Regions from separate parts of the Homo sapiens genome. Here all the other regions are linked to region 3. A link is a contact called in ENCODE Hi-C or POLR2A ChIA-PET data. All regions are on one chromosome and are shown on one strand. Each heading gives the region's core, a stretch centred on a gene start or an enhancer-like site at or near the end of the contact. The rest is flanking DNA. Distances are from core to core; before and after follow the strand shown. Region 1 has its middle 24 kb from the start of ZFP36L1. Region 2 overlaps RAD51B (RAD51 paralog B). Region 3 overlaps RAD51B-AS1 (RAD51B antisense RNA 1). Region 4 overlaps RAD51B (RAD51 paralog B).

Region 1 (4,910 bases), core at 799-3,298, 150 kb after region 3:
GTCAGAATGCAGCTTTCTGGAGCCCACCGGGCTATAGAAGCTGCATGGCGTCTGGAATGGGAATGGGTTGGCCTAGTCTTCCCCTGGAGGTATGGAGAGGAAAGGTGACACTTTCAGGCTTTGTGCAGGACAAGCAGAGAATATCACTCAAATCCAAGCTGGCTGCCCTGTGGGGGACACAGGCCCATGCCGGCAGGCCTGGGGAGAGCCACCGCTTGCTGAGGTTAGGCCAGCACCAGTGGGTGTGAGGAACCCACCTCCAGTCTCAAGAGCAGGGTTGGGCTTCCCTGGATGGGGAGGAAAGGGTTAAGCCGGCTTGGGCTCTGGAGGGAAAGCACTCGGCAGCTATAAACAGAGAGCCTAGGGAGGGAGGGGGCTGACAGGATGTGGCCAGGGCTCGAGCTGTCTGATTATTAACTTCACTTTTATTTGGAGGGGGATTTGATTCTCTGTTTTACTTCCCATCAAGGAAGTGAAAGCCCAGGTCTCAGAGGGGCCTGGTTTCAAATTGTTTTGTCACAGCTCATTTATTTTTCCTTTTAAATAAATAAACAAAACCACCTCTTTGTTTTCCCCTTAATGAGCATTCAGCAAATCATCTGTGGGTGAGGCATGAACGGGGTTTTCTGGAGTCCTTCATGGGAGAACATTTGGCTTATTATTTTAAAAGGAAAAAGCAAGGATGTCTCCTTTAGCTCCCAGTCTTCTCCAAGGCTGTGAAGGCACTTTCTCTTTTGCCTCCTCTGAAATACCGACCTAGACCAGCGAGGAGTCTGAAATCACAGCCTCAAGCTCGGCCAAGGCCCCAGGAGCTTCCTTGGTTGGACCTTGGGGCTGGACCCGCAGCCTGCCATTCCATCTGACAGGCCCTGACCCTGAGGCCACGCAGAGGAAGCACCCAGCACGGGCTCAGTGGTTTGTCTTCTTGCTTGGGCTCAGACCCATGGCTTTTGTTCCTCTGACACCCTGACATTTCTACTAAAATAACAAAGCAATTAAACACACAAAAGGATTCCATGACAGCCTTAAAAAACACCATTACATGTTCCTTTACCCAAGGTTGAAAACATTTGGGAACTTGATTTCCAACATCAAAATCCAGATCAAAACCCATTCAACAATCCCATGATCCCCTTGCAACAACCCTTTCCTGGCCAGTATCACAGGGTGCCGACCCTCACAGGGTCTCACAATTCAACAATTCAGTGAGAGAGGATGCAGCAACAAAGACTGTAACGAAAAAACAAGAGAGTCTAGGGTCTCACATCAACAATTCAGTGAAAGAGGATGCAGCAACAAAGACTGTAAGGGAAAAACAGGAGAGTCTACAGCTGAAGCTACTGCTACTCAAGGTGGGCAGAGAACGGAAGAGACGGATTCTGTTGGAAACTAAGAGGGGAAATCCAGGAAGGCTTCCTGGTGGAGCTGATCTTTAAGCTGAACCTTGAAGGACTGGTAAGATGAACGGATGTTCTGGAACCTGAGAAACACCCAAGTACCAGAGAGACAGCATCCATGTGTGAACTACTCTAGACAGAGGCAACAGGCGTGGTGGGGCCTGGGGCTCCTCAGAATGGCACCTCAAGTCCCCATGGTGGTCAGGGACTGGAATGCATCGGCCGCCTGCAGCCAGCTCCGCGGGGCCAGTCCCTGACCTCTGGCTCGGAGATTGGTGTGCCCGGTGAAGGAGTTGCCCAAGCATCTTAGGCAACCAGATACTACGCCTGGCCTTGGACCCTGCCACTTGCCTGCCCCACAAAAACCTGCTGACCGCTGTGACCTACTTTAACGCCCTCTGACTTCCCGCTCTTTGAATATGGGGCAAAAAGAAGAAGGGCGACTGGCACCATCCAATTCACTTGAGGCTCGGAGGCTCAGGCCTGCCTTCCTGGCGGCTACTGGGGTGGCGTTTCCCAGCACCCCCGGGAAGCTACCAAGGTCCAGGGCTCTCCTGGGCTTCTGCGACGCCCACGCACTCCTGCGGCCGAGCTTCGCGGTCGGGCTCTCCCGTCGCCACCCCGGCGTCTGCTCAGCCGCGAGCGAGAACCAAGCCGGGCCGGGCGCGGGGCCCGGGCGAGGCCGCCAAGATGGCCGACGCGCTCGGCAGCGCGCGGATCACGCGGGAAGGCTGCCCTTGGCCTCCCGGGAAACAGCCAAGGTTCCGCCGCCCTCCTTGGCGCTCTGCCCCGGCCGGCCTGCCGGGATCTCCTCCCCGGCGCGGTCTGCGGCTCCCGGGGCCTCGCAAACCTTCCAGGCCCGAGGCCATCCAGACGTGCACACCAGGCCCGGCCCGCGAGGGGAGACACAGGGGCCGGGGCTGCGGCGGCTGAGCTCCCTGGGCGGCTCGGAACGCAAGGGGCCGGCGAGCCGACGCTGCTGCAGGAGGCTGCGGCGTGGGGCGAGGTTCTCGCTACGGCTTCGTTCCCGTCCTCCCGCGGCCGCTCTCCCCCGGAAGCCCTCGGAGGCAGCACGATGGACGTGGCCACACTGCCCTCCAGTGGCCAGCTCGCCGAACAACACGTCTGGGCCCCTTTTGGGGGTCTGGGTGACGTGTCCACCCTCTCTCTGCCCTTTGCTACATTTGAAGGTGGGGTTTGCTCATCCATGGTTCCTCTTACAGGTCACCAAAGCTGCCACAGTGCACACTCACCCAACAGCAGGGGATTTGCCGCCTTCGGTGGTTCTCAAACTTCAGTGTGCACAGGAATCCCCCCTTGGACAGTTCTTTCAAACCCGGATTGCTGGGTCCCCCAACCAAGTCAGAGAATTTGCATTTCTAACAAATCCTCAGGCGATGCTGAGCTGCTGGTCCGCTGGTCCTGGAGCCACACTTAGAGAACCACTGGCTCGGCTCACTCTTTCTCTCACGGGGTTTCTGTCATCTACTCATTTAATACAGAATATGTCCTGCTAGCCCCGGAGGACGAGTGGACGGAACAACTTTCTCACCCCTCGCGGAGCTTAGTCTAACGGAGGAGACAGACTTGTTTCAACAAATCACCTAGAAAGAAATATAAGATTCCATTTGAAAAGACTTTCAAATTCCTATGAAGGAAAAGAATCAGGTGCTCAGAGAACATATATAAATGGGGCACTCATTTAGATTTGGGATGGGAAGGTTCTTGAGGAAGACCTCTCTGAGGAAACCCTTAAGCTGAGGCCAGGAGGAGGGATGAGGTCCTGAGGGGAATGGGGAGGGGACTGGAACTGGCAGGAGGAGCAGGTAAGATGCAGACCCTGTCTGTAGAAGCAGAGACTGGTAGGGGGCCAGGCAGGGGGTCACAGCCTCCTAGGCCCATGCCTCTGGTACCCACAGAGCTGCCTCCTCAGAAGGGCAGCATCCAGGGGAGAAGAGGGCCTGCCTGCATGCTCAGATCTTAGCTACCCCCGTCAGTGCCAAGAAGAATGCTCCACCTTGAGGAACCCCAGCCAGGTGCCCACAGCCCACAAACTTCTCTTTGCCTGAGCAGATTTATGTAGGTACCTTCTGTAAGGCCTGAAGGGCAGTCACATCTGATGGAACCAGGTCTGCTGAGTAATGATGAACAGACATGATGTTACCATCTACCCATCAATGCCCTCAGTGTGCCATCTCCTCCCTCCTGCAGTCCAGGATCCAGCTGTTTCTCCAATGAGCATTTTTAAGCACCTACTATGTGCTCTGCACTAGGATCACTGCAATGCTCTGTGGGGCATGGCACAAAGAGGCCAGCCTGCCCTAGGAGGCGCCAAGCACCCTGGAGGGCAGGTAGGTGGAGTACACCCTCCCCGCCCCAGTCTCAGCTCCAGCCTGCTGTGTGCACCCCCACCCCACCCAAACATCCCTGGGGTCACTCATTGCAGGTGGGCCAGGCTGACAAATGGCAGCCAGGAATTCTAGTGTTCTAATGATTCTTACTTTGTATCAATGCCAGCTTGATGGCAGGGGCCAGGATGACCACCAACCACTGCCACTTTATCCCTTGTGCTGACAAGGAGGTATCATCCCATTAATCCTGTTACCTTGCTCAGTCCCTTCTGTCCCGTTTTCACATCTGAAAAATGTGGGGTGCGGATGAGTTGTGTTAGATGATCTCCAAGGGTTTCTGATCCATGCCTAGCCCACCAGTGCACTGTTGGAGAGATGGACGAGAACAGCCCTGCCCAATGACCCCATGACCCTAGCATTATGCAAAGCAAGGCCTTTGTCGTTAACAGACTCCAGGTTAGGGGAAGGGAGCGGGGAGCAGCTGAAAAACTATGTGCAGCTTTAGAATCAATCAAATCAATCCAACTCTATTCCTGACTCTGTGATAGCCAGTAAGTGGTTTAACTTCTCTGAGCCTGTTTCCTCATCTGAGAAATGGGAATAGCATGGTACCTACCTCACTGGGCTGTTCTGAAGATTACTGATAATAGCTACCACTTAGCAAGTGCTTGATCCGTGCCAGGCAGCACACTAGAGGCTTCCCATCCACTCCATGAGGTCATGTGCAGAAGTACTGGTCCCATGCCAGCAAGGAGTAGGGCTCCATCACAGTTGTTAACGCATGACACCCCTACTGCTCTGCACACATATATTTATGTAGTCCTACGGCCCTACTGCTCTGCACACATATATTTATGTAGTCCTACGGCCCTACTGCTCTGCACACATATATTTATGTAGTCCTACGGCCCTACTGCTCTGCACACATATATTTATGTAGTCCTACGGCCCTACTGCTCTGCACACATATATTTATGTAGTCCTACGGCCCTACTGCTCTGCACACATATTTAACAGGCGAAGGGGCTTAGCAAGCTCTTGGCACATAATAAGCACTCAATAAACGGTGGGCTTCATCATTAGCCAGAGAGAAGGGACTCTGTGAGGAGGTCCTACAGAAGGAGAAATATGGAGAAGTGGGTGACCCAAGATGATGGCTCAC
Region 2 (5,076 bases), core at 2,133-4,632, 190 kb before region 3:
AGGCCTGGTTCTTCAAGGTAAGATCCTTGGATTAAGCCATTTCTTTAAGCTTATGCTCAGTGCTGCCCATTGCTAGTGGTAATTAGTGCTATGGTTCTGATAGAAGCTAGCTCCAGACAGAATCAAAAACCAAGATGCATTGGCCAGTGATATTTACCCTAGTGAGAGCAAGAGAGCGGCAGTTGTGGCAAGAATTTGACAGAGAAGATTGAGGTAGGGCCGAAGGAGACCTACAGAATTTCCTAACAGAATGAGACAATCAAAACATGAGGATCAAACCAAGAAAGCTCGGAATTGCTACCACCCCATTCCTCTTTGCAGATCCTATGGCATGAAGTGGGCAATGATTCTGACACCAGTGTGGAGGTGAGGAGCCAGTGCTGCCCCAGAGCCTTCTTGCTTAACAAGCTAAAGAACCATCTGGGTTGGCAGCCTCTGGGGCACAATGTCATGGCTCCATGAGCCCTACTTCCCTGACTCCTTCTGGTTATCTTGTTTCCTTTTCCTGTCCTGTCCTGACATGGTCTTCCTGCTGGGGACCAGACCTTTAGGACCTGCACCTTGTGACGTGAGCCCAGGACTTAGAAGGAGCTGAGTTCTTGCTTAGGGTATAGCACCCTGAGGCCACATCCTGGAACTCACTGATCTACAATGGTGATTCATTCTCAGATGCTAGATACGCCAGTGGTTAGGAAAGGCACCCGATTACAGGTCTTTCCAGAAAGCAATTAACATGAAGGGGTAAATTCCAGCACTGTTAGAAGAGTCAGCCCACAATGTCAGATGTACAAAACTGCTTTGTGGATGAGGAAGGATCTGCACAGAAGTGCTCAGGATATACATCTGTCCTCTGCTGTGGGGCAGGAGACCCCAACCACAGAGATGCTTAGGTGAATATCTGGCCTGACCCTAGAGGAGCATATTGTCACTGCTGTCCATGGGAGAAGTCCTGCCCTGAAGGATTTATAAGTTAAATATTTTTCCCAGGTTTATGAAACAGGGCAGTCCCTGTAATTTCCCCATGGAGACACAATGCAGTGCAAAGACCTAGCAGGGAATATGCAGGGCAGGCTGGAGAGTTCATGCTTCTAACTAAGGAACAGGCTGCAGCCTTCCCTTTCCTTCCCCTTCTAAAATGTCTGCTTCTTAATGGACTCACAAAGCGGCATGTTTGTTTGGTGCAGCTGAGCTCCACAGCGGGGACTCTCAGGTCCACGAAATTTGGGGTGAGAACTACGACCTTTGGCTCTTAGCCTTTGACTTATGCTATCCAAGTTCCTTGGTAAATATTTTTTTTTACAATTGCAAATAGTGTTTTCTGACAAAGGAGCAGAGATTTTAACACCAGATTAAGCAAAGCAAACAGCAGGCCTCTTTGTTACATACTCTCTACGGGTGTATAACTAATAAGCAATCAGAAAGCTGGACTTTTATTTACCCAGTACACAGGGTGGCATTCAGCTCTTCATTTTTAGAGGCCTTCTTAAAAGATTAGAAGTATAGTAAGTAGCAAATTTCGTTGAAGATTTCAAGAAATTCTATGGAAGATTACAAGACAATTTCAGGAGGAAAAAAGTTTGTTCTGCTCAGATGACGTGTGTGAAGAGGCTTGATGTGATACACGCACCCTGATCACTAGGCATTTTGTTAAATAGCATTTCTAAGCCCGGTCAAATCTGGATAACTTTTGGGATAACATTTGTGAGAAGAAGAGTCACTGAGTTGCCTCTCTGATGTTCATTGCTAAGATCATGATTTTAAGAGGGAAGAGAAAGTTATTTAGAGAAAGTAGAGCCTGGAAATACAATGAATTGGTAGAGTTTAAAAAACTGCAAGGAATGACTTTTCGAAAAAGTTGGAAAACAGGGGAGAAAGTGGATCACTAAAGGAGGCTGACCTGGAGCTGTGTCCAGGAAAGAGAAAAATTCAGGAAAATGTCTTATAATTCAAGAACAACAACCAGTAAATAAAATGCTTGGTTAGGAGACCTCAGAACCTCACCTGGTTGCTTTCTAAGTTGTTTTCTCTATCCCACTCCCCCAAGCTACACATCCCTCTCTGAGGTTTCCCAGAAGCAGTGGAACACCTCTGCTTTTACCAGCAATGCCCTTGAAAACAAACCTCTTGGCACACTCTGCCTTCTTGCTGTGTGCTCCCAAAGACTTTGGGAAAACAAAAAATGCAGGTCCCCAGAAAATGCAGGCCCCTCATTTACTAGAAAGAACCTTTGGATTTTACCTTCAGCTTTGGTATGATCTTGAGAAAATCTCTGGGCCTTGCTTTTGTCAGCTGGAAAATGAAAACATTAACCTTGATTCAAGACTTTGAAAACTGTCGCAACCCATTGGTGGGTCATGAAGTGAAATTGATGAATCACAACCAGCATTTGAAAACAGAGAGAGAGAGAAGACAGAAGAAAGAGTGAAGAAAAAATATCAGATTATATCACACATATTGTTTCATTTCATAAAATATTTCTTGTGTGATTGTGTGTTTGTGAATGTCCACATACATTATGAGTTTGTGTGGGGGCTGCAGCATAAAACGTTTTTCTTACGTGGATTGTTGTAACCATCCTGCGGGATCTCTAACAGCCTTGTCACATCAGCTTTGTCCGATCCTCCTAGGAGAGGATGTACTCATCATTCCCTTAGCTCAGCCCAGTTGTACCCTTGAGATCTCCACATACTGCAACATCAAAGCTAATTTTTCCCCCTTCTTACCACATGACCAAACTAAAAGACACCTGCATGATTCCCCAGGTTTAAAGCAAAGAAACCCTTGGTCCCTGGGTGGAAAACTTGGAAAGGTACCATCAGTCAAGGCCAAGTAGCTTTTCTTACATGAGGAGCTGCACTGGCAGGTGAGCCCCGAGTTGGTGTGGAGGTTGGCACCTGGAGCTCTGGGTGGGATGTGCAGCCCATGTCCAGGGACTTAGAGACAGACAGGGCAGCTCCTGTGCTGCCAACTAGAAGGGAGGCCGCCAGCCACTGTGGCCGACATTCGGTCTTCAATAGAGCCACCTGGATGGTGGAAACAAGCCAACCACACCAGCTACCCGTGGGGGTAGGGAATGATCCCTCAGTGCCTTTTATCCCTTGGCAAGCCCCAAGATGCCTACTGGCCTGCTAGCCCGGAGATTTTATAATACCTGAAGAACTCCTGAGTGCTCAAGCAGAGGGAGGGAATAAAAGGTGAGGGCAGAATTCGATTTACCAGCTCCACAGGCCATTTCCCTCACCGGTTCTCAAGGATTAGGATGCTGAGAACAGTCAGCAACTGGGGGACTTCTACCCTTCCCTCCCCTTTGTTCACTGGGATGGGAAGGACAATAAAGCGGCAGGCTGGAGAGACTGAGGGGCTGGTTAGAGATTTCTCAGGCTGCTTTTTGAAACTCTTGAAGGAGCCGGTCCATGCTATTGTTGTAGTAAAATAGAAAGCGGAACTATTCTCCTTTTGCAAAAAAAAAAAAAAGGAAGAAAAAAAGTAAATGAAAGAACCCCCCTCCTCCCAGCATCTTCAGGAGGCCTCAACTCAGGCCATTAACATGGTAATACCATCCTGTTTGCATCTCCTTTGTCTGTCCAGCGTTTGTCTGGGATCCTGGCCTCTGGATGCTGGAAATACTTAGGCCCCAAAGGAGAGGGAGCTCACAGCCACCAGTTTCCTGAGGGTTTGGACTCTGAGATCCCAGGCAGAGAGAGAGTTGAGCCTCTCTGTGCAATGAAGTGGGAAATGTTGGGGTAGGAGGGGATCTCATGAATCCATTTTTCCTTTGGTCCCCAGAGTTCACCATGCAAGTCTCAGTGCCCACTAAGTGAAAAAGCTCAGCAGTTTGGCTAGCCTCTTAGAGTGATGCTCAAGTGTGCTGGGGCCTAGTGGAGAGGTAAGAGCAGGAGTTGGTTCTGGGAATCAGCTTTAATGGTGTGTGCCCACAGAAGCATCTGGCAGCAGAAAGGAAAGGGAGTTTACAGTGAGCTCCAGGTTGACCCACCTCTCCTCTGGTCATGTCCTTTGTTCCCTTAGCAAGCCCCGAATGTTGTGCCACCCAGAACACAGCTGGGACTCAAGGCCAAGAATAAAGATTCTGTCATTGAAAGCAGCTGGGCTGTGTTGCTGGCGCTGCAGGAGGCCTAGAGGAAAACCCAGGTCCCAGCTCTCCGGGAGCCCTCCTAGTTTTCAGGGGCTCATAGGCACAAACACCTGCGGACTTGGTGAAACAGAACCTAAGGAAGGGGAGGTCCAGGGGAATGAAGGGTTGATCTAGCACAGCCTCCCCGTTACTCCTTTCCTCAGGGATCTGGGGAGGATTTGTAAAAGAAAAGCCAGGTTGTTTGGAACAGGACAGAAGATAGTGGCTTAGTTCCTCAGTAAGACAGAAGTGTGTTTTTTATATCATTTTTGCAAAATCAAAGTCAGGTATGACAGGTTTAATTTGGATCCTGGGGCTGTCGTCTATTAGTGTAGGTTTGAATGAGCGGGAGCTGGGGAGACCAGGGCACCCTGAGACAGGTCCGGAGAAGGTGCTGGAGATGAAATTAGTTTCCCATATCTCCAACCACTTGGCATAGGGTGGCAGAAGAAAACAGAAAACAAAGCAACAGCGATCTTTTTTAGAGCTGGAAAGCTATGTGCCTCATCTTTCTTGCTTTGCTTTTGCAATCAAGAACAGTTTGATCACCTTTTGAAATGTATCAGGACAGGCATTAATCTCTTCTGTTTGTTCCCTTGTCACAAACTTGCGTTAAGTTTTCCCACCCCATTTTTTTAGTCACTGAGCCAGCTGGATGATTTATTGACAAAAATGTCCCCCCAAATACCACCACTTGAGTTCATCAGATTTCAGTTTGAATCAGTAACCTATCAAAATGTTTTATGCTGCTGGACTCAAAGTGACCCAGAAGATTCTCAATTTATTTCCATCCAGGTACAGAGGTATCTGCATGGTAAATACCACCTCCGCACCTGGCACAGCCTGGCATTCTTGTAGGAGCCTGGGCAAAGAGCCCTGGAACTCAATGGAGCAAAGAGAGTGAACTCCTCTCCCAGAGGTCATGGAGAAGAAGGCAAAGCAGG
Region 3 (5,117 bases), core at 1,309-3,808:
AAATGAGGGAGTCCTGCTTGCTAAGAAAGAGTGGCTGTCCCACATCTGCCATCAACATGTCACCAAATCGCGTATAGTGTCTCCAGGGGAAAGTCCCCTAGAGCCTTCAGGGGAAAGTCAGTGAATGGGTGGCTTGAGCGGAGCTGCAGCCACAGAGGAAGGCCAGCCATTTAGGAAGCAGTGACAGGCAGGCCTGATGTCAGCAACCTTTTTGAAAGGAAAGAGGGGGACAGATTTCACACAAGGGCCCTTGAGGGTTTCTGAGTATCCGTGGTTTCCCGTGAATGACTATAGTTTTGTGCTCCTTGCAAGGAAAGGAACGGAAAGGGAACCAACTCTGAGATTCCCACATATTCCACAAACACACTGCAGAACAGGAGAAATTATTCCCGCTTTACAGAACAGGAGACAGACCAGAGCAGTAAGCCTCCTGAGGGCAGGAACCATGTCTGTTGCTGTTGCTGCACGCGCTGGAATCCCTGGTGCCTGCCAGGGGTCTGCACCAGGGGTTGATGATGCCAAATGTGACTTGTTTGAGATCTTACAGCCAGAAGTGGCCCGGGGGAAATTCAATCCCAGATCTGCCAGACCCCAAAGCCCTGGTTCCTTCTGTGATGCTGGGGAAATCTGCATCTCCATAGATTCCCAAAGGTCACTTAAAGGAGAATGCTGGATGCTCCAAAGTTTGAAAACTATGAGCGGATGCACTCCATCATGGGTTGGTATGCCCAAGGAAGTGTTAGCATGAAGGGGGCGTGGCATGCAAACATATTCATGTGGCCAGGCATTGGAATTCAACAGAGATCCTTTGAGACAACACGCCCTCCTTTTCATGCCCGGTAGAGGTCTCTTCTCCAACAGCCCTGGGTGCGAACATCTCTAAGGGAAGCCAACTCACCACCTCACGTCCCACTCTGACTGCCAGCAGGTTGTGCTCTAGGCTGGCCCAGTTAGCCATCACCCAGTGGTCTTTGTACTCTCTTTCTGTCCTCCACCAACAAGGCTCTTCAACATGACTACCTTCCAGACACTTGAGAACCTCTCTTTTATTTGCCAGCTCTCTTATTTATCTCTTCTGCTTTTCCTTCACACATTCTCGTGTGACACACTCTCAGTCCCCTCCCCCATCCCCATGGCTGTCAGCAAATGCGATCCATTGCATTTTGCTTCTCCTTTAAAAGCAGTGCAGTGGCATTCCAAGTGGGACAGACCAGTAAAGAGGCCAGCAGGAGAAATACCTCCCTCATCTTCAACACTCTTCTTCAGTTAATGTCACCTAAGATGACACCAATTTTCTTGGTAACTGTTCAGGTTGATTCACGTCGACTTTACAGTCAACACACACCCCTGAGTCTTTCACACCTGCCCCATCCCGGGCATGTATAAAATTCCATTTGTTTAGCCCCAAGGTTCCAGATGTACATTAATCCTATTATATTTCATCTTGTTACATTCAGCCACCATGAATCCAAACTGTTTTGGGATCTTAGGAGATTCTAATTCTGTTATCCAAGATGTCAGCTGCCTCTGAAAGTTCTTCCTAGTCTCTAATAGAACTGTTGAAACAGAACGGTCATGGGAGATTCTGGGACACGGATGGAACCACCCAGCAGGCTGACATCCATCTGTTTGTTAGCAGCTTTAGGGCCACTCAGCACATCCCCAGCTGTCCCAGTGACACTGTCTCCAGCCCTCCTTGTTCTCAAGAGAGCCATGAGCTGTCTGCTCTGCTGCCTACCACAATGCCATGTGCTACCAACTTAGGAATCCTGTCTCCTCCCTCCAAAAAAGTACAGTGAGTAGTCATCTTTTTTCTTGGTAAATCCATGCTGATTCCTAACGATCATCACTTTCTTTCCTAAGCCTTCATAAGCCATCCCTTTCCTTGTAGATGAGAGAAATTAACCCTGAGTTCAAAGCAGAAGCCTTCAGACAGCTGTACGTGTTAATTCATTATGCTGGGCATCTCCATTTGCCCCTCCACAGCCACCCCATCCTCCTCCCCACTGCTCTGTACCCCAGGAAGCTGACCTTGTGGACCGCATTACTGGGCACCCTTGCCCTCTGGCTTCAGTTGGGTTCTGCCAGTGGGAGGCACCAGCAAGAGACAGGAGGGTGGGGCCAGGCGTGGTGGGTCACCCCTGTAATCCCAGCACTGTGGGAAGCCAAGGTGGGTGGATCACCTGAGGTCCGGAGTTTGAGACCAGCCTGGCCAACATGGTGAAATTCTATCTCTACTAAAAATACAAAAAATTAGCTAGGCGTGGTGGTGCGCACCTATAATCCCAGCTACTCAGGAGGCTGAGGCAGGAGAGTTGCTTGAAACCAGCAGGGTTGAGGTTGCAGTGAGTTGAGATCTAGCCACTGTGCTCCAGCCTGGGTGACAGAGTGAGACTCCATCTCAAAAACAAAGAGAGAGAGAGAGAGAGAGAGAGATGGGTGGGACAAGGTCAAGATATTTATTTATCCTCCTGGTTCTACTGTAATGGGCCCTTGCTTGGCTGTGTCTCTCCACTGCCCCTGTATCTAAGGCCATAGCCCCTGATGAATGGCTCTCTCCTCCAGATACTTTCTCTTTCACTTCGCCCCCTTTACCCTTCAGGCTCCCCCCGCTGCTAGCCCTGGAGGGCTTCATCTTTCCTTGTTAGCTTCCTTTAGCTTTACGCATAACTTGTAAGTAGTGACATTTCTAAATTCTGCTCAATTACCCCATTTGAGTGTGCCGTCTGTCTCCTGCCAGAACGCTGACCAATACACTCATATTTTGAGTCATTGCCTAAAGACTTAGGCCTAACAGTGCTAGACGTGGGAGGGAGTGTAGGTGTTGGTGAGAATAGCATAAGAGTTAAAGGCACGGAATTTGTGGTCTAACTAACCAGGATTGAACTTGATTTCCACCGCTTTCCAGCTATAGTTACTGAACTTCTCTGAGCCTCTGCTTTCTCTTCTGTAAAATGGGAGCAGTAGTCCCCTCTCACAAATTCTTTGTCAGGATTTTATGTGATTATATTTGTGAAACATTAAATTTAGCATCAGGTGCATTATAAGCACTTGATAAATGTGTTATTCTGATTATTATTAAGACAGACTCTAACCATTGAGGGTATTGCTTTGGTGCTAGAATACGCTAGCAATAAGCTTCAAGGTTTTCCTGTTTATGTCCACCAGGGAATTTGGACCTCAGGTAATCTGCCCAAATCCTGCCCAAACAGGAGTAAGAAAAAATAAGCATTGTTGTTGCTGTTATTTTATTAGCTAGAGAGGCAGTCAATTCTATCACTTATTGTCAACATAATTTTTTAGCAAAGACTACTCTAGGAGGCTGTAGTTACATTCTTTCTGACACCTTTCCCCTATCTCTTTTCTACATAATCTTAGAGTCCCCCAACCACCAAGGATGATTCCTACTGATTCAAACTAAGAAAATGTGGCACCTTTTAACCTCTGCCCTTACAGAGCTTCTCCCCACCACATCCACCCCCGCCCACAATGATATTCTTACCAAAATAAGCTCAGAAGAGAGTCTCTTAACTTTGTCCAAAAGCTAAATCTGAAAGAGGTTAAAGGTTCTCTGGTCAGTCGCATTTCACCCGACTATTTTTAGCTGATATAGGGCAAAACAAGTTTCCCCAAAGATCTGGGCCCTGTGAAAGCTGGAATTTCTGCCAAGATGGAGGAATACAGCTCTCCCTGCTGGAAAAGAGAGCACAATTCCCTCTTTCCTCACCCCGGGATACCTATTTGCTGCCAGTGAATCTCCCACCTACTCTGTCATGCTAGCATTTGATCACATTGGGTTCATATGTGCTTATTTGCTGCTCCAACCCCAATCCTTACTCCTGAGCCTTTACCACTCAACTATCAATGTGTCCACTCATCCTCTGGGCCATCTTGTGCCCTCTTATCCTCTATCTCCTGGGTCAGAAGCTTGGCAGTTTTCTGGATGTGACTCCTAATGGAAATCCATGACAAAAATGCCCTGGATTCTCAACCAGGGAGAGAAACTCCTCTTCTCAGCCTCTTCTGCCAATGTGCCCCACTCCTATTTCTCTCTCCTGAGAGCCCTAAGCCCTGCCATGTTCCTTCTGTCCTTTCAGCCCCTTTCTTCCCCTACTCACATAATGCACCAAGGGTAAGCATCTTCCTGCCCAGATATATCTGCCCTTTCACATACTCCCATGTGACTCTTTGACCTCTGTTGTTGGAATCTCTTGACTTAGAAAACCAGAGATGTTTCCATGACTTTTAAGGCTTTTGTTGGCAAGACAGCAAGGAGAATGGAGTGAGGGGCCAAGCTCAGGCTTTCTGCCTGGCCCCGGAGGGCAATGCCATGGGAAGGTGACCTCGTCACAGGCCTGGGGGCTATCCCAGTGGGATGACGCCATTGGGTACTCTATCTCAGGCTCCTCTGTTGCTCTGCCCTTCAGGCAGGATATTGAGTTTTAAGTTAAAAGACAAGGATCGAGCTTCATCTTATGATTTATGGTTTAGGCCAGGGTTTCCAAAACTGTATAAAAAGTTATTCCTGGCCAAGTTCCCTATTAGTCATATGTGTGAAGTGGAAACATCACTTTATCAGAAATATACTTCCCCCAACCCATCCCAAACTGTGTCTATAATCAGGCTCTGGAGGGAAGACACTGGTATTAGAGCTGGTGTCAGGAGAAGAACTCAAGGGAAGACGCTTTACTAATAGGACTGTATGGCCCTGGCAGTGGTGATTATACCAAACACATATGGAAAGGGATCATGGGGCAGCCAAAAGAATGATGAAAACTTCACATTGGTACTGCCCCTAGAGGTGCTTTTCCACGAATGGCTAGATTATGAATGTTTAAGCTTTCTTATTTAAGTGACCTTACTCCATCAGCACCCGTCCACTCTCTTCTGGTACCCATGCCCCTGTTTCTTGGGGAATCCCACACCATGCCCTGCTCTCAGTCCATGAGATTTCAGTGCAGCCAACTTTACCCCCAACTCAGGGTGAAGCACAGGACCCAGGCCTAAGCCAATCAGAGCATTAGATTCTCTTGGGCATAGTGATTGGTTTAGGAATGGACATCTGATCAATCAGAGCCAATGAGATACCTTAAGGTCTTCCCTAGGACTTCTGGGAA
Region 4 (5,199 bases), core at 237-2,736, 250 kb before region 3:
GATAAAAATATTCACATTTATACAATTTCTCCTCAAATCCTCATGAAGTCTGGTCTTACAAACTACAAATGGGATTATATAAATTTTCAAGTGCCCTAGAAAGAGTAATGAAGTAAATGAATCCTGACTAAGCCTCACACCCGCTTGATGAAATAAATATTATGACTCTCTTATTTCAACAAATTGGAAAGAGGTCTTTTTTTCATATAGGAGGTTTATTTAAATGAACTTTCTAATAATATTTTCATTTCTATTTAGGAGGCACCCTGAAATTATGGGATGCTTGAGGGGCGAGCCTGAAGTACCTAGTAAATTGTTGACAGAACCAATATCACTCAAGCTGCTGATCCACACTTGAATCTGTAGGCTTTTCTCAAAGTCCTAGTTTTGCATCTTAGAAGTATTGCATCTTGGAAGTATTTCTTTGCATCTTGGAAATATTCAATGTTTCCTTTCTGGTGATAGGATTCTCAGTGTCCATTTTATATTTTCGAAGACTCAAATATCATCACTGTGAAGACTTCCCTGACACCAGCTGTGATCCGTCCCTCTTCCCTCTGGCCCACACTTGCACCTGGCCCTTGTCTCTATTCTTAGACTTCTGAGCCCTGAATTATGAGCCCCTTGAGGTCTATAACTGAATTTATCTGCATACCCTCAAATGTAAGGGCAGTGCTTGACACTTACACAGTAGATACATTTATTTTGAAAGAGAGAGAGAAAGCAAGAAAAAGAAATGCACTCCCTGTAGCTACTCGTGAACCCAGTCTGAAGGACGAAGGACTGCTTATTTAGAATCATTCTTCCGCATAGAAATTGAGTTTTACAATTTAACCATTCCTTTAAAATGTTAGTAATTGTCGGTTTAAAATGTTAGCATCAAACCTTGACAATTATAAGCAGATACTTAAATAGAAATACTGTAAGAATACTGAAGATAGGAATACTTTTTGCAGAACCAGCCTGCTGTAGTCTATGGGAGGATGGGAGTCAGGCTTCCCCTGGAATCTTATGGGATAGCCTTTGTGTAAGCAAGCCAGAACCCTAAACACAGACCCAGGCTGAGGGAGAGAAGGGTTCTGCAGCTGCTTTCAGGGACCAGATAGCATGAGGAGGGTAGGAAATCTTTGTTGCTATCTTCTACAAGTCTTAACTTCTCCTCTCTGTGGTTGGACAGGCTTAATGAAAGACTGAATAACCAAAGAAAAGTTGATAAATTTTTTTTCCCAGATAAGCTAAAGGGTAGATGTGGGGCAGCATGTCAGGCTTATATTCATATTCACCCAAAGAAAGATATCGAGGATGATGTTTTACCTGATGTAAGTCATAGTTGTATATCTCCCTACTCCTAGATTCCTCCAAAGAAGGATTCAGGCTTAGTTGCCCTAACTCAAAAGGAACCTCTCTCCCTTGGTGGCATGGTTCCAGGTCGCTGTACTTGTTCTCTTGTTTTCTACTCCAGCTCACCTGCTGTTTTTAGGCAAGGAGGATTATGTGAGTATGTGTGTGTGTGACTAGATCCCGCCAGAGGAGAAGTTCGGCTGTGCTGCAGGGGTAGATGAAAACTCTTTTTAAGCATAAATACCTATAGAAATAGCAAAGGGAACATAAAATCCAGTCAAGTACATTATCTTGGGTATAAATGTCTCCTCCCTTTCCAGAGCTGCTCAAGTGTGAAATCCAAGCCCCTGCCCACACTCTTGCAACAGAAGTGCTCTAACAGGTATTAAGTGGATTGGGGAAATAAATAAAAGGGGAACCCAGAATGGTGGCATTAAAAGAATCCCTTTTTTCAGGCAATGTATTGGCACTAGGCACTAGGCAAATGTATTAAAATCTGAGGAAATCCTACGGAAAGTGTGTGGTCCCAGTGAATGAATACAATGAGCTGCTACTCACAGTGCAGGGACTGAGAAAGGGCAACACAGACACCCAAGTGGTCATCTCCCATTTCCATCTCCACATTTGAGATAAGAATACCTGTATCTTTCCTACCACCCACAAACAAACAAGCAAACCATGGGACTCCCTTTGAAAAAAGTCAATATATCCAAGAAATCACTATTTCTGAATGAGCTCAAGTAGAGAGAACTTTCTCTTAAGAGGGTTCCGCTGGAAATTGCCAGCTGAAAATACACAGGTACAATGACTCCCACGCTGGAGATGAAGGGTCCCCTTTCCCATGCTTTGACCACGATAGACCGTGTACCTTTGCTAAGGTGGAGAGTCAGTCTTTCCTAGGAGATTTTGAGCCAAATAAAATAAAAACAAAACACGGGTGAGAGAACCACCATGATGTTTTAAAAGGCGAAAGATTTACGCGATTTGAAGAGAAACCAGAGTATACCACCATGATGTTTTAAACATCATTTTTTATCAAATATAGTTACAAAATTAACCGTTACCACCATTTCAAAAAGGTAAAGGCACTTTAACACCAAAAAGTAGAAAGGACATATCTAGAAGGAAGAATACATGTATTGATATATTTAAACTGAAAACATTTCTTTTTATGGCAGACTTAGCACATGTCCTTACTTCTCTCTTTGAGGCGCATGAGCTCTGACCATCACAGGACAAATGACTGGTCCTCTTACAGAGCATGTAGGTGGTTTACCCTTTAATGAGCCACTCATTTCACTAGCATTTTATCACCTCTGTTGTTCTCCTCCAGCTCTGACTTATTTTATTTTTATATGCTGTTTGTCTGGTACCAATTCCCCTTGTGCAGTGACCCTGCCTGCTCTAACTTGCTAAGTAAACTAGGCCAAATACCTGGGCAGGAGATTTCTAGAGAAATCTGAGCAGTTGCAGGAAGTAGAAGAGACACAGGGCTTTGGAACCAAATTGAAGACCCTGTTGTCTGGCTTGGGAAGAAAAATATTTTCAGTTGGGAAACAACATCGGAAACAGCTATGAGATCTCTTGGACAAGGCGCTGCCCTGAAAGTCAAGGACCTTGAAATTTATTTGGCTCATTTGAGAATGAAGATTGGACAGGATGTTTTATTTTAGCCTTAGCTGGTTAGCTGTGAGTGAGAAGAAAATGGGCAACCTCATTGGCTAGGGAAAGTAAAAAGGAAAGAAGGGTTCAATACCTGCCTAAACTATGAACTGATTTACAAATGAATCAGCACTTTCACTAGAACAAAAAGCATTTAGAATATGACAGTGCCCATCTGAGATACAGTCTAGAGATCATCTTCTCCAGTGAGTCTCAAGTACAGTAAATTTAAAAATCCCAGGTGTTTGTGAACAATGAAGATCCCAGGCCCCATCCCCAGTGCTGTATTCAGTGAGGGCAGTGCCAAGCCTAGGATCTGCAGTTTTTAGCAAGCACTTTGGGTGATTCTTACATGGGTGTTCTTCAGTTTCATACTCCATTCTAGCCCCTTTGTTTTACAGATGGCGGTAAGCAATTGATATTAACTAATTTATTCAGGGTCACACAACTAGTAGGTAGCAGAAATGGAACAGAAATTCAATTCTTTCAATTCTGAATGTGTTGCTATTTTCACTTTACTCTGGTGACTTTTAGTAGATAGATTCTAGGCAAAAAAGTCCCCAAACCCAATCAAATTATTGGGTTTGCAGGTGATATATTTATATCTCTCATGACTTTCAGTGGTTTATAAAGAGCTCCTAAAGAACTGTGCAGGAAAAAAAAAAAATTTAAGCACCATCTCACCCCACATTGCAATCAATTACAAGATAAAAGTCATCTTTTAAATTCTTGAACCCAAATCTGAATATGTGGCTTTTTCCAAGTTAAACTTCACAGTGAGCATGAACTCCCCAGTCAAGTGACTTTCCTTATAGACAACATCCTGCCACAGGGCTGGCTATGCTACCGCTCTCCTACAGACAGCCATTTGTGCTCATGGACATCTCCCTTAAATCCTGGCTCCCTAGTCCCCATCTTCATAGGCTAAAGGTGTGTAATGGGAGAACCAACTTTGTCTGATCTTGCGAGCATGGGAGCTTTTTGGTTATCACATTTTTGAGTCAGTCAATCTTTATTTTGAAAAAGCAGGGCAGGACAGAGGGAGGAAGAGAGGCTGAGGGCAGGCAGCAGCCTGTGTGGGAACCCATTTCCTGCCATCCTAGGGTCCCATAGTTGATAATGGACAACATCCTTGCTTGGTTCTTGTGCACCAGGTGATACTAATTTAAATTCCTCTTTATTTTCTAGTGATGGAAAGGAGTTAGCCTTTACTGAGTACCTATGAGTTTGCAGGGATCATTTTTGACCCTTTGTGTTTTATTTCCATCAATTCCTCCAATAACCCTTCAGCATAGATCTGATCATCTCTATTTTTACAAATAGAAGAACTTAGCTGATAACATAAATAACTCATATTCAGTGATAGCATCAATATTTGAAACCAAGTTTGTATAGTTCCAGACCCTCAGTTCTTTTTCCTGTACCATGTGCTCTGAGATGTAAGATGGTGGTTGTGTTACCGGAAAGGGATCTCAATCCAGACCCCAAGAGAGGGTTCTTGGACCTCATGCAAGAAAGAATTTGGGGTGAGTCCATAAAGAGTCTACTTTGTGCCAGAGTTCATAAAGTGAAAGCAAGTTTATTAAGAAAGTAAAGGAATAAAGTATGGCTACTCCACAGCACAGCAACCCGAAGAGCTGCTGGCTCGCTATTTTTATGGGTTTTTTTTTTATTATATGCTAAACAAGAAGTGGATTATTCATGAGTTTTCCTGTAAAGAGGTGGGCAATTCCCAGAACTGGGCGTTCCTCCCCTTTTTAGACCATATACGGTAACTTCCTGATGTTGTCATGCCATTTGTAAACTGTCATGATGTTGGTGGGAGTGTCTTTTAACATGCTAATGCATTATAATTAGCGTATAATGAGCAGTGAGGACACCAGAGATCATGTTCATCATCATCTTGGATTGGTGGGCTTTGGCCAACTTCTTTACTGCAACCTGCTTTATCAGCAATGTCTTTGTGACCTGTATCTTTTCTGACCTCCTATCTCATGCTGTGACTTGGAATGCCTAACCTCCTGGGAATACAGACCAATAGGTCTCAGCCTTATTTTTACAGCTTGTTTTCAAGACAGAGTCACTCTGGTTCAAATGCCTCTGACAGTTATCACTGTTTTAATTTAGGAATAAAATGAGGTGCTAGAAAAGGAGGCCTTGACTTGGTGATGATTCTGCTGGGTTGCAATGAATGGT

The links. Hi-C counts contacts between places; a loop is a spot of excess contacts on that map. ChIA-PET counts read pairs that join two places held with the same protein, here RNA polymerase II (POLR2A). Pooled maps may share reads with other maps.
Region 1: a loop to region 3 is called in a map of Caco-2, with 2.5 times the contacts of the local background. The contact joins two enhancer-like sites. A Hi-C loop is called at or near these places in 1 of 168 maps with a recorded cell type or tissue (Caco-2), 1 of 37 single-sample maps with no recorded cell type and 7 of 50 pooled maps. POLR2A ChIA-PET finds 5 or more read pairs at or near these places in 9 of 52 experiments (AG04450, CD4-positive, alpha-beta memory T cell, CD8-positive, alpha-beta T cell and 6 more).
Region 2: a pooled map shows a loop between it and region 3 (2.5-fold over the local background). The contact joins two enhancer-like sites. A Hi-C loop is called at or near these places in 1 of 168 maps with a recorded cell type or tissue (Caco-2), 1 of 37 single-sample maps with no recorded cell type and 8 of 50 pooled maps. POLR2A ChIA-PET finds 5 or more read pairs at or near these places in 3 of 52 experiments (MCF 10A, activated CD4-positive, alpha-beta T cell and activated T-cell).
Region 4: a loop to region 3 is called in a pooled map, with 3 times the contacts of the local background. The contact joins two enhancer-like sites. A Hi-C loop is called at or near these places in 2 of 168 maps with a recorded cell type or tissue (GM12878 and ovary), 18 of 37 single-sample maps with no recorded cell type and 5 of 50 pooled maps. POLR2A ChIA-PET finds 5 or more read pairs at or near these places in 1 of 52 experiments (OCI-LY7).

The regions. Positions count from the first base shown.
Region 1 is chr14:68,814,368-68,819,277 of GRCh38, forward strand. No RefSeq gene overlaps it. Among named protein-coding and RNA genes, the nearest start is that of ZFP36L1, 24 kb to the left of the region's middle. RefSeq lists enhancers at 1,381-1,600, 1,681-1,910, 1,927-2,666, 2,541-2,590, 2,691-2,740 and 1 more and a silencer at 2,051-2,440. Within about 2 kb of position 2,049, at least 41 of the 41 ENCODE cell types and tissues checked have a DNase peak (open chromatin) inside an H3K27ac peak, as active enhancers do; they include CD8-positive, alpha-beta T cell, where a contact is called at or near this core.
Region 2 is chr14:68,468,234-68,473,309 of GRCh38, forward strand. It overlaps RAD51B (RAD51 paralog B), which reads left to right. Exons shown (of 11, transcript NM_133510.4): 10 at 1-17. Among named protein-coding and RNA genes, the nearest start is that of RAD51B-AS1, 210 kb to the right of the region's middle. RefSeq lists enhancers at 2,459-2,992, 2,993-3,526. Within about 2 kb of position 3,383, at least 7 of the 41 ENCODE cell types and tissues checked have a DNase peak (open chromatin) inside an H3K27ac peak, as active enhancers do.
Region 3 is chr14:68,660,900-68,666,016 of GRCh38, forward strand. All of the region lies in intron 2 of RAD51B-AS1 (RAD51B antisense RNA 1), which reads right to left. It also overlaps a transcript of RAD51B not described here. Among named protein-coding and RNA genes, the nearest start is that of RAD51B-AS1, 22 kb to the right of the region's middle. RefSeq lists an enhancer at 2,483-2,672. Within about 2 kb of position 2,559, at least 7 of the 41 ENCODE cell types and tissues checked have a DNase peak (open chromatin) inside an H3K27ac peak, as active enhancers do; they include CD8-positive, alpha-beta T cell and GM12878, where a contact is called at or near this core.
Region 4 is chr14:68,415,772-68,420,970 of GRCh38, forward strand. The region is part of intron 9 of RAD51B (RAD51 paralog B); the gene reads left to right. Among named protein-coding and RNA genes, the nearest start is that of RAD51B-AS1, 270 kb to the right of the region's middle. Within about 2 kb of position 1,487, at least 5 of the 41 ENCODE cell types and tissues checked have a DNase peak (open chromatin) inside an H3K27ac peak, as active enhancers do; they include GM12878, where a contact is called at or near this core.